Regions from separate parts of the Homo sapiens genome. Here region 2 is linked to region 1. The links are chromatin contacts, found by Hi-C or POLR2A ChIA-PET in ENCODE. All regions are on one chromosome and are shown on one strand. The core of a region is the stretch at or near the end of the contact, and the rest is flanking DNA. Distances in the headings are between cores, read along the strand shown.

What was found. Hi-C counts contacts between places; a loop is a spot of excess contacts on that map. ChIA-PET counts read pairs that join two places held with the same protein, here RNA polymerase II (POLR2A). Pooled maps may share reads with other maps.
Region 2: a loop to region 1 is called in a pooled map, with 4 times the contacts of the local background. The contact joins the enhancer-like site here to the promoter of ZNF491 in region 1. A Hi-C loop is called at or near these places in 5 of 50 pooled maps. POLR2A ChIA-PET finds 5 or more read pairs at or near these places in 3 of 52 experiments (HEK293 and WTC11).

What each region holds. Positions count from the first base shown.
Region 1 is chr19:11,795,979-11,800,709 of GRCh38, reverse strand. It overlaps ZNF491 (zinc finger protein 491), which reads right to left and starts at 2,187. Exons shown (of 3, transcript NM_152356.4): 1 at 1,983-2,187. RefSeq lists enhancers at 1,926-2,085, 2,096-2,195, 2,421-2,932 and a silencer at 3,026-3,195.
Region 2 is chr19:11,622,620-11,627,350 of GRCh38, reverse strand. No RefSeq gene overlaps it. Among named protein-coding and RNA genes, the nearest start is that of ZNF627, 28 kb to the right of the region's middle. RefSeq lists an enhancer at 3,213-3,713. Within about 2 kb of position 2,555, at least 13 of the 41 ENCODE cell types and tissues checked have a DNase peak (open chromatin) inside an H3K27ac peak, as active enhancers do.

The sequences.
Region 1 (4,731 bases), core at 938-3,437:
GTCTCTACTAAAAATACAAAAATCTGCCGGGCATGTCGGCACATGCCTGTAATCCCAGCTACTTGGGAGGCTGAGGCAGGGGAATCGCTTGAACCCAGGAGGCCGAGGTTGCAGTGAGCCAAGATAGCACCATTGCACTCCAGCCTGGGCAACAGACACAGTGAGACTGTCTCAAAAAAAAAAAAAAAAAAAAAGTTTTCCTTATTTTCAGAGGTGTTGATAACATTTTTAAATAGTGCTATTCATTTGTCTGTGGAAAAATGATAAAATATGGCAGCTGTTTCAAATGTAGCATGGGAAACACATAATTGATAAGGATGTCAATTGGCGAGGGGAAGTTGGTGTTTTTGAATGTGAGGAGAAAACCAGAAATTTAGGGATTTACTGTCATACCTGGGAAGAACTAGGCTGGGAGAGGGGTCCCAAAAACTCCCTCTTTGATCAAACTAGTCAGGCTCCTCAGAGCCCCCCTCTTCTTGAGTAGACTTTGGCCTTTTCCTGCAGAGCCCTGTGGTAGCAAAAACCCTTCTAAGGGAGTTTAGAGAAAATTCCCCCAAACCTGATATCCAATCAAGTCCCTTTTCCCTACGTTTGACAATCTCTTCCCTAATTCTTGACACTAAACCAACTTCCATCCTCTCCCTCACCTTGCCTATTAGCTGTAAATTCAATACTGTCGTTGATGCAGCCTTCACCTCCTGGGCTCAAGCAATTCTCCTGCCTCAGCCTCCAGACTAACTACAGAAGCGGCCATCATACCTGACTAATTTTTTTTTTTTTTAACAGAGTCTCGCTCTGTCGCCAGGCTGGAGTGCAGTGGCACCATCTCGGCTCACGCAACCTCCGCCTCCTGCGTTCAAGCGATTGTCTTGCCTCAGCCTCCCGAGTAGCCGGATTACAGGCACGTGCCACCACGCCCAGCTAATTTTTGTATTTTTGGTAGAGTCGGGGTTTCACCATGTTGGCCAGGATGGTCTCGAATTCCTGACCTCGTCATCCGCCCGCCTCGGCCTCCCAAAGTGCTGGGATTGTAGACGTGAGCCACCGCGCCCGGCCATACCCGACTAATTTTTTAAAATATTTTGTACAGACGGGGTCTCGCCATGTTGTCCACGCTGGCATCACCTTGCCTTACGCTGGAATGTTAAATATACTCTTTTAAATTGGAAAGGAAATGAAACCCAAATGTAAAGAAAAAAAAAAAAAAGCTCTATGGGGGCGGGGGGAGGGGGGCGGGCCAAACTCTGATTAAATTGTTGTGCCTCACAAACTAGCCTTGTATAAAAAACGTTGTAATCCTGTTAAATTTCTTGCCTATATAAGCAAGAACTTAAACTTTTAAATTTGAAACACTGAGCCCATTTCCGTGGATCCTGTGTTTTCCCAAATGGGCCATTCCCAGCTTCTTGCTTGAGTAAACTTTAAAAAACTGGAATCTGATTCTTTTATTTCAGGTTGACAAGTCCACATACGGCGACAGCATCACTGTAACTAATCAAGTATTTAATCCTGTTTGCCTCCTCATGCAACTTATAAAAGCCTTTTCTTCAATCACAAGCCATGACCGGGTGTTTCTCACTCGGAATCGCTGTTGCTCCAACAAACTCTTTAACTGTTAACAGAGCCTCAGTTTAATTTTTAGCAGAAGAAAGGCGGGACACATCCGACCCCCCATGACCCTCCCGTGGCCCCCGCACAATCTGGGAAGACGCCGGGCTGCGGGCGCGGAGCTGCCCAGAGAGGACTCCGGGGCCGGGGCCGCAGTCGCCGCGTAGGGACGGGACAGGACGCCCGGGGTCCCAGCTGCGGGCCCAGCCCCACCTGGCGGCCGAGCGGACCGAGGGCCAAGCCACGCCATGGGGGACGCGGGTCCCAATCGCCGGGGTCGCCCGAGCGGAGGCCTGGGTCCCGCCACAGCAGGATCCTGTTGGTTCCACCCAGCCCCTCTTCCACGTATCTGGACGCTAGGCCGGGCACTTTACCATTTCCCTGCTTCTTGGTGTCCCGGCGTCCTCTTTATGACTCCGGAGCAGGTCACAGCGCAGGTGACAGCGTCACAGGAGCCGTGGCGGAGGCACCTGGGGCCTCTCGGAGCAGCAAGGACTGGATGCAGAACGCAACGGACCCCAGCAACAAAGGAGTGCAGAGACTCTGAGTGCGGCCTTCTGCTTCCCCGGATTGACAGTTGGCAGGGCCCCGTCCCAGGGCCCCTGATTGGATGGGGTTCCAGGCTCCGCCCCTCAGCCCTGAGTGACAGGGTAAGCCCTGGGTAACGGAGCCCTGCAGAGCCCGGCTGATTAATCCTAGCTACAGCCTTTCTAAGGCTAAGCTCACTCCCTGCGCCCTGGTCGTTGGCTATCTGCATTTCAGCCAAACTTGCTACTTATTGTTAGAAGGGGCACTGTTAGCTTCCTCGATCTTTCAGAAATGTGTGCTGGGAATTCCAGACTCGGTGTTCAATGGAGTCATTCCTTTGCCTCATAGCAGGAAGGAAATCCAGGCCAGGCCAGGCCAGGCAAGACTGCACCAGGAGGGAGAGGCAGGTGTCCTCTACAGGGCGGGAATTGGGGATGAGACTTCCTCACACTCCCCCCGTCCCACCCCTGAATATGGAACCGCTTCCTCCCCCTAGACTTCATTTTCACCAGCAGAAGTTCTCACCTGGGGTCAGTTTAAGCTTCTAACCTAAGTAAACTATTACCTTCACAAACCCTTTCTCCAGGTGACATGTCAGACAAATCTTACTGAGCCTGATCTTCACAGATTATCTTTGTATGTACAAATTACAGTCTGTCGCCGGGACCCTTTGCACGTAAAAACCAAACACTGCCCCCGCAAAACGTCCCTAGGCTCTAGGTACAGCCCCAGTAAGGACAGAACCTCCCCCCAACCCCCCTACACAAAGTGCACCTGCACGTGAGTCTCCTGCTTTCCAGGGCTCTGTAGCTTCTCAGGATCCACATTCCTTCCGCAGCTGTTCTGAGCAGCTGGAGGCCACCTGCAGTAGAGGGCAGGCTGCCCGGGAAACACCCAGGGGAGCTCCCTTTCCCTCCCTTTGCCGGCTCCAGACTGGCCTCAGCAGGGTGTCACTGGCCTTAGGCTCTGCTGCCCCCTACAGGTTATTCACTTCATTGATCGGTTACCTGAGACAAACACCCTCAGTTCCACTGTACGTATGTATAAAGTGGGGAAGGAAAATTCTAAGATAATTGAAGTGAATTAAAAGACTTGCAGGCAGGGTGCGGGGGCTCACGCCTATAATCCCAACCCTTTTGGAGGCTGAAGCGGGAGGACTGCTTGAACCCAGGAGTTCATCATCCTGGAAAACGGAGCCACACCTCGTCTGTACTAAAAATTTAAAAATTAGCAGTGCGTGGTGTCCTGAACCTGTAGTCCCAGCTACTCGGGAGGCTGAGGTGGGAAGATCTTGAGCCCAGGAGTTTGAAGCTTCAGTGACCTATGATCTCGCCACTGTGCTTCAGCAAGAGTTGTGATAGTTGTATCAGATAAAATAGACTTTAAATAAAAAACAGTACAAAAAGACAAAGAAGATCATGAGATACTGATAACAGAATCAATTCAGCAAGATAATATAGTAATACTAAATATATATGCATCCAACATTGGAGAGGCCAAATTAATAAAGCAAATATTTCTAGACCTAAAGAAAGATATAGATAGCAATACAATAATAGTATGGGACTTCAGCACCTCACACACAGTAGTAGATATATCATCAAGACAGACAATCAACAAAAAAATTGGACTTAAGTTGGACTTTGGACCAAATGGAGCTAACAGACGTTTACAGAACCCAACAACTGCAGAATATACATTCTTCTCATCAGTACGTGAAACATTCTCCAAGGTAGACCATATGTTAGGCCACAAAACTAGTCTCGACAAATTTTAAAGTCAAAATCATTTCAAGCATCTTCTCAGACTGCTGAATAAAACTAAAAATCAATACCAAGAGGAACTTTGAAAACTGTATAAATACATGGAAATTAAACAATGTGCTCCTGAATGATCTCTGAGTCAAAGAAGAAATAAAAACAGAAAATAAAAATTTTGTTTGAAATGAACAAAAATGGCAACACAACATATCAAAACCTCTGGGATATAGGAAAAGTCATGCTAAGAGGGAAGTTTATAGAATTATATGCCTCTGTCAAAAAAGTAACAAATTAACAACCTAACATGGTACCCCATGGAACTAGGAAAACAAGAACAAAACAAATCCAAAGTTGGCAGAAAAGAAATAACAAAGATCAGAGCAGAATTAAACAAAATCAAGACTAAAAAACAACACAAATGATAAACGAAACAAAAAGTTGGTTCTTTGAAAATATCAACAAAAGTAATAAACTGCTGGCTAGACTAACCAAGAAAAAAAAGAAGATTCAAATGAACAAAACCAGAATTGAAAAAGAAGACATTACACCAATACCACAGAAATACCATCAGAGACTACTATGAACAACTATATGCTCACAACCTAGAAAACCTATAGGTTTTTTTGAAACGTATAACCTCCCAGGATTGAACCAAGAAGAAACAGATATCCTGAATAGACCAATAATAAGTAGCAATATTGAATCAGCAATAAAAAAATTCCCAAAAATGAAAGCTCTGGGCCAGACAGATTTATACCAAAATTGTACCAAATAGGCCAGATGTGGTGGCTCATGCCTGTAATCATAGCACTGTGGAGCCTGAGACAGGAGGATT
Region 2 (4,731 bases), core at 1,306-3,805, 170 kb after region 1:
AAATAACTTTTAATTCTAAATTGTTGAAACTTACAAACTGCAGCGTTGCTTTTCTTTTTTCTTTTCTTTTCTTTCTTTCTTTCTTTTTTTTTTTTTTTTTTTTTTTTTTTTTTGGAGACAGAATTTCGCTTTTGCCCAGGCTGGAGTGCAATGGCGTGATCACAGCTCACCGCAACCTCCACCTCCAGAGTTCAAGCGATTCTCCTGTCTCAGCCTCCCAAGTAGCGGGGATTACAGGTATGCGCAACCACACCTGGCTAATTTTGTATTTTTAGTAGAGGCGGGGTTTCTCCATGATGGTCAGTGCAGGGAGCCAAAGGCCGCTGGGACACGACAAACTCAGCATTCCGCAGGAGTCTATATGATCAAACAGCAAACTGTTTATCATGAATGCAGGTTGTGGGCAAACTCACACTGCCCTGCCACCAAAAGGTTTGCTGAGGGACATCACTCCCTGGCACCGGGCTCCTTGAAGTTATCTACTGAGAAAATTAGTGCCTATTGTCCAAAGGATGCAGTCTCACAAGCCTGCTGTGAACCAAACAGAACCAAACGGCCAACTGACAATTACCCGACAATCACTCCCTCTTTTCTCACTATCCCTTTGGCCTAATAAATACGGAGGACTGTGTAAAGCTCGGGGCCCTTGTCCACTAGAGGCAAGGTGCTGCCCCCATCCCTTCTTCCAAATATACTCTTTTGTCTCTTGTCTTTTATTCCCACGTTCGCCCCCCTTTGTTCAGTCCCCCTAGGTCCGTGCAGGTTACACAGTGGCACCCCAAACAGCGACAGGATCGGAAGCTCTATAAGTGGCACTCGAACAGGCGGCAGTCCAAACACGGGACTATGAGGACGTGAACGAAGAAGGTCTGCTGGAGTAGAGGAACTGAAATTGACAAGACGCACGGGGACTCCGGGATGAGTCTGCCGATAGCGTATGTAAGGTCAGTGCCCTAAAGAAGTACTGGGGGCAGTGCTTTAAAGAAGTACTGGGAAGGGGAAGTTTTCTGAATCAGGTTAACAAGGGGAAGAATTTGTCTACTGAAGAAAAACATTATGTGCACTTGCTTAAGTTTCTGTTGAGACAGTCTGGAGCTCAGGTTAATTCGCAGGCACTAACTAACCTCCTGCAGAAGCCACAAATGGTTATTCACGCATCACCCATGGTTTCCACAGGCAGGCACTCTTGATGCGGAAAATTGGGACAGAGCAGGAGAAGGATTAAAACAGGCTCATCAAAAAGGTTTTAAAGTTGATTCTTCAGTTTTCTCCACTTGGAGTTTAGTTCATACTGTACTTCTGCCATTAGCTCCTTATTATTCTGCGGGACAGCAGGCTGAGTCTAAAAATCTGAAAGAATCTGTTGTCCCACCCACAGCGCCAACTGAAAATAAAAAACAGGTGAGGGAGGATAAAAATTGGCCTATACCGCCTCCTCCAATCGCAGAAACATCTGTACTGCCTCCTTCAGTAGCAGAAATAGAGACCCCAAAACAAACAACTTTATGCTCTGCTGCCATAGCTGGAGAGCCCTTAGGACCTTGCACTTTTCCTATTTCCGTAAGGCCCGATTCAAATAATCCACAGCAGTTTATTCATGAACACACCCCACTAGAATTTAAGTTGTTGAAGGAATTAAAAACTAGTGTGGTCAATAATGGAGTACATAAGCCCATGGTTCCCGGAAGAAGGAACGCTAGGCTTAGAACTCTGGGAATGAGTGGGGAGAAATCTTGAACAACATCAGGTGCAAAGGCATCAGGTCCCAGTAAAATCTTTAACGTTATGGGCTTTAATTAGAGCAGTCCTGGCTCAGTTTACACACAGAAGAGCCTAAAAAGAGGAAGGAGGAGAAAACGTCACCTGCCTTATCACCTTCTCTTCCCTCAGCCCCAATATCACTGGGCCAAAAATAACAAAGAGGAAACAGAGGTCTTACCTAAGCCTCCTCCTCCAATAGATAGGAAAAAGGACAGAGGATACGCTACAGCTATCAGTCCCTGTCTTGAGCAGGCAGCATTAGAAGGAGAGCTCTTAACCTGCTCAGTAATGCAAAATCGGCAAGGCAAGCAGGTGTATGTCTGTAAAAAGATAAGAAAGGCCGGGCGAGGTGGCTCATGCCTGTAATCCCAGCACTTTGGGAGGCTGAGGCGGGCAGATCACCTGAGGTGGGCAGATCACCTGAGGTCGGGAGTTCGAAACCAGCCTGAGCAACATGGAGAAACCCTGTCTCTACTAAAAATACAAAATTAGCCGGGCGTGGTGGCAAGTGCCTGTAATCCCAGCTACTCGGGAGGCTGAGGCAGGAGAATCGCTTGAACTTGGAAGGCGGAGGTTGCGGTGAGCCGAGATCGCGCCATTGCACTCCAGCCTGGGCAACAAGAGCAAAAACTCCGTCTCAAAAAAAAAGAAAGAAAAAAGGCATTAGAAGCCGAAACCGCGCGACCAAGCAAGCGGTGGGCGGAATAGAAGGTTCAGCAGCAGAAAAGCTGGCAGCGACCAAGCCCACAAGGTCCGCCCAGGCTGGCAGCATGCCCCACCCCCGGCAAAGGAGGGAGGGAGCGGCGCAGACACAGGCAAAACCTGAGCAAGTACAATGCGGCCGCCGCCAAGGACCTGCACCGCAGCCCTCTGGCTCTGTGAGCAGCCCATAGCAAAAGTTCATGTGTTACGTACGTCCCAGACTATGATTCTCTGCTAAGATTTAAGTAAAATGTAAGAATTTGAAAAACCTCTTTTCTAATAATGGCCACTGTTATCTCTCTCCTACCCCTAAGGTAGCTTTCCAAATTCAATTTAAGTAAAACAGTAACCTCTGAAGGGAAAGAGATTACAGAGGGCCCACGAATTCATTAATGAGTAATTAAAAGCTAGGCATGTAAAACCACACATTACCCTTTAAAGGAGAACTTTAAACCTAATTAAATGATATTTGTCAAATTAGAAGGTAAAAATGTTGTGTCCTTCTCAGAAAGTGAAGAAAAGTTGTAAGTGTAGTGAAAACTTATGCATGAATGACTGTCTTACCCACTGATTACAGATAGTGTGATTTGTACTTGCTAAAAGAGTCCTAAATTGAGTTCCCCAGCCAGTGAGTCACTGTTTTCAAGACTGTTTGCCAGATTAAAGTCCATAAACTTGGTCAGCCCAAAAACTCAATTACAAGATTTAAGCTATTCCGCCCGTGGTTTTAAGCACATGGTTAAAGTATATCATTTAAGTCTCTGCTTCTAGAGACGCGTTCAGATTTTCTTTTTAAACTTATTACTATTTCAGCTAGCAATCTTAATGATTAATGCAGTCCAAATGCTAAGTTATGACCCTCATATCATCAGGATTCGTTTAAGTAAAAGGCAATTCGAAGCGGTATTTCACTCCCCCATACCTAAGGCTTTAACACGGTTTACTGATGGGTCTGGTAAACATGGAAAAGCAGCAGGCTAGTAGAGACCACATAATTCAATCACTCGATCTGAGTTTACTAGCACTCAGAGAGCTAAGGTTACTCTGTTTATTTATTTATTTATTTATTTTTGAGACGGAGGCTCGCTCTGTCGCTCAGTCTGGAGTGCAGTGGTGCGATCTCCACTCACTGCAAGCTCCGCCTCCCGGGTTCACGCCATTCTCCTGCCTCAGCCTCCCGAGTAGCTGGGACTACAGGCACCTGCCACCGCGCCCGGCTAATTTTTTGTATTTTTAGTAGAGACGGGGTTTCGCTGTGTTAGCCAGGATGGTCTGGATCTCCTGACCTCGTGATCCGCTCGCCTCGGCCTCCCAAAGTGCTGGGATTACAGGCGTGGGCCACCGCGCCCGTCCTATCAGGTTACTCTGTTTATTTATTAAAGAACTTTTACAACTTTAAGCTTGCTCTGGACTTTGCAGCCTTATGTTGCAAATATAGCCATCAATTTATGGGGTCGAGACTTACAGCATGGGATAGGAGACTTACAAATGAAAACTTTGATAATCCAGGATTTAAAATGTTGAAGAACATGGGATATCAGAGTGAAAAAGGTTTAGGGAAATTTCTACAATGAAATCCTAACCCGATATCAGTAACTGGAAAAACAGATAGAAAAGGGCTAGGACACAAGGATTTCTGACGGGGGGGTCATTGATATTTGATATTTCTCCTTTGCCCACTGCCTTACCATTAGAATGGCTCAGTGACAAACCTGTGTGGGTGGATCAATGGCCCCTATCACAAAAGAAGCTAGATGAACTTCATCTGTTGGTAAAAGAGCAATTGAACACAGGACATATAGAAAAGTCAGTTAGCAGGCCGGGCGCGGTGGCTCACGCCTGTAATCCCAGCACTTTGGGAGGCCCAAGCGGGAGGATCACGAGGTCAGGAGATCGAGACCATCCTGGCTAACACAGTGAAACCCCGTCTCCACTAAAAATACAAAAAAAATAGCTGGGCATGGTTGCAGGCGCCTGTAGTCCCAGCTACTTGGGAGGCTGAGGCAGGAGAATGGCATGAACCCGGGAGACAGAGCTTTACTCCAGCGTGGGCGACAGAGCGAGACTGTCTCAAAAAAAAAAAGAAAAGTCAGTTAGCCCCTGGAATTCTCCAGTATTTGTGATTCCAAAAAGGTCCCAAAACAATAACGACCTCTGGGGTTTCAGCTCAACATTCAGAGCTAACTGCAGTCATTCAGGTTTTACAGCTCACAGCTTCAGATCCTATCAACATTGTCTGTGATTCAGCTTATGTTGTAAATGTAGCCA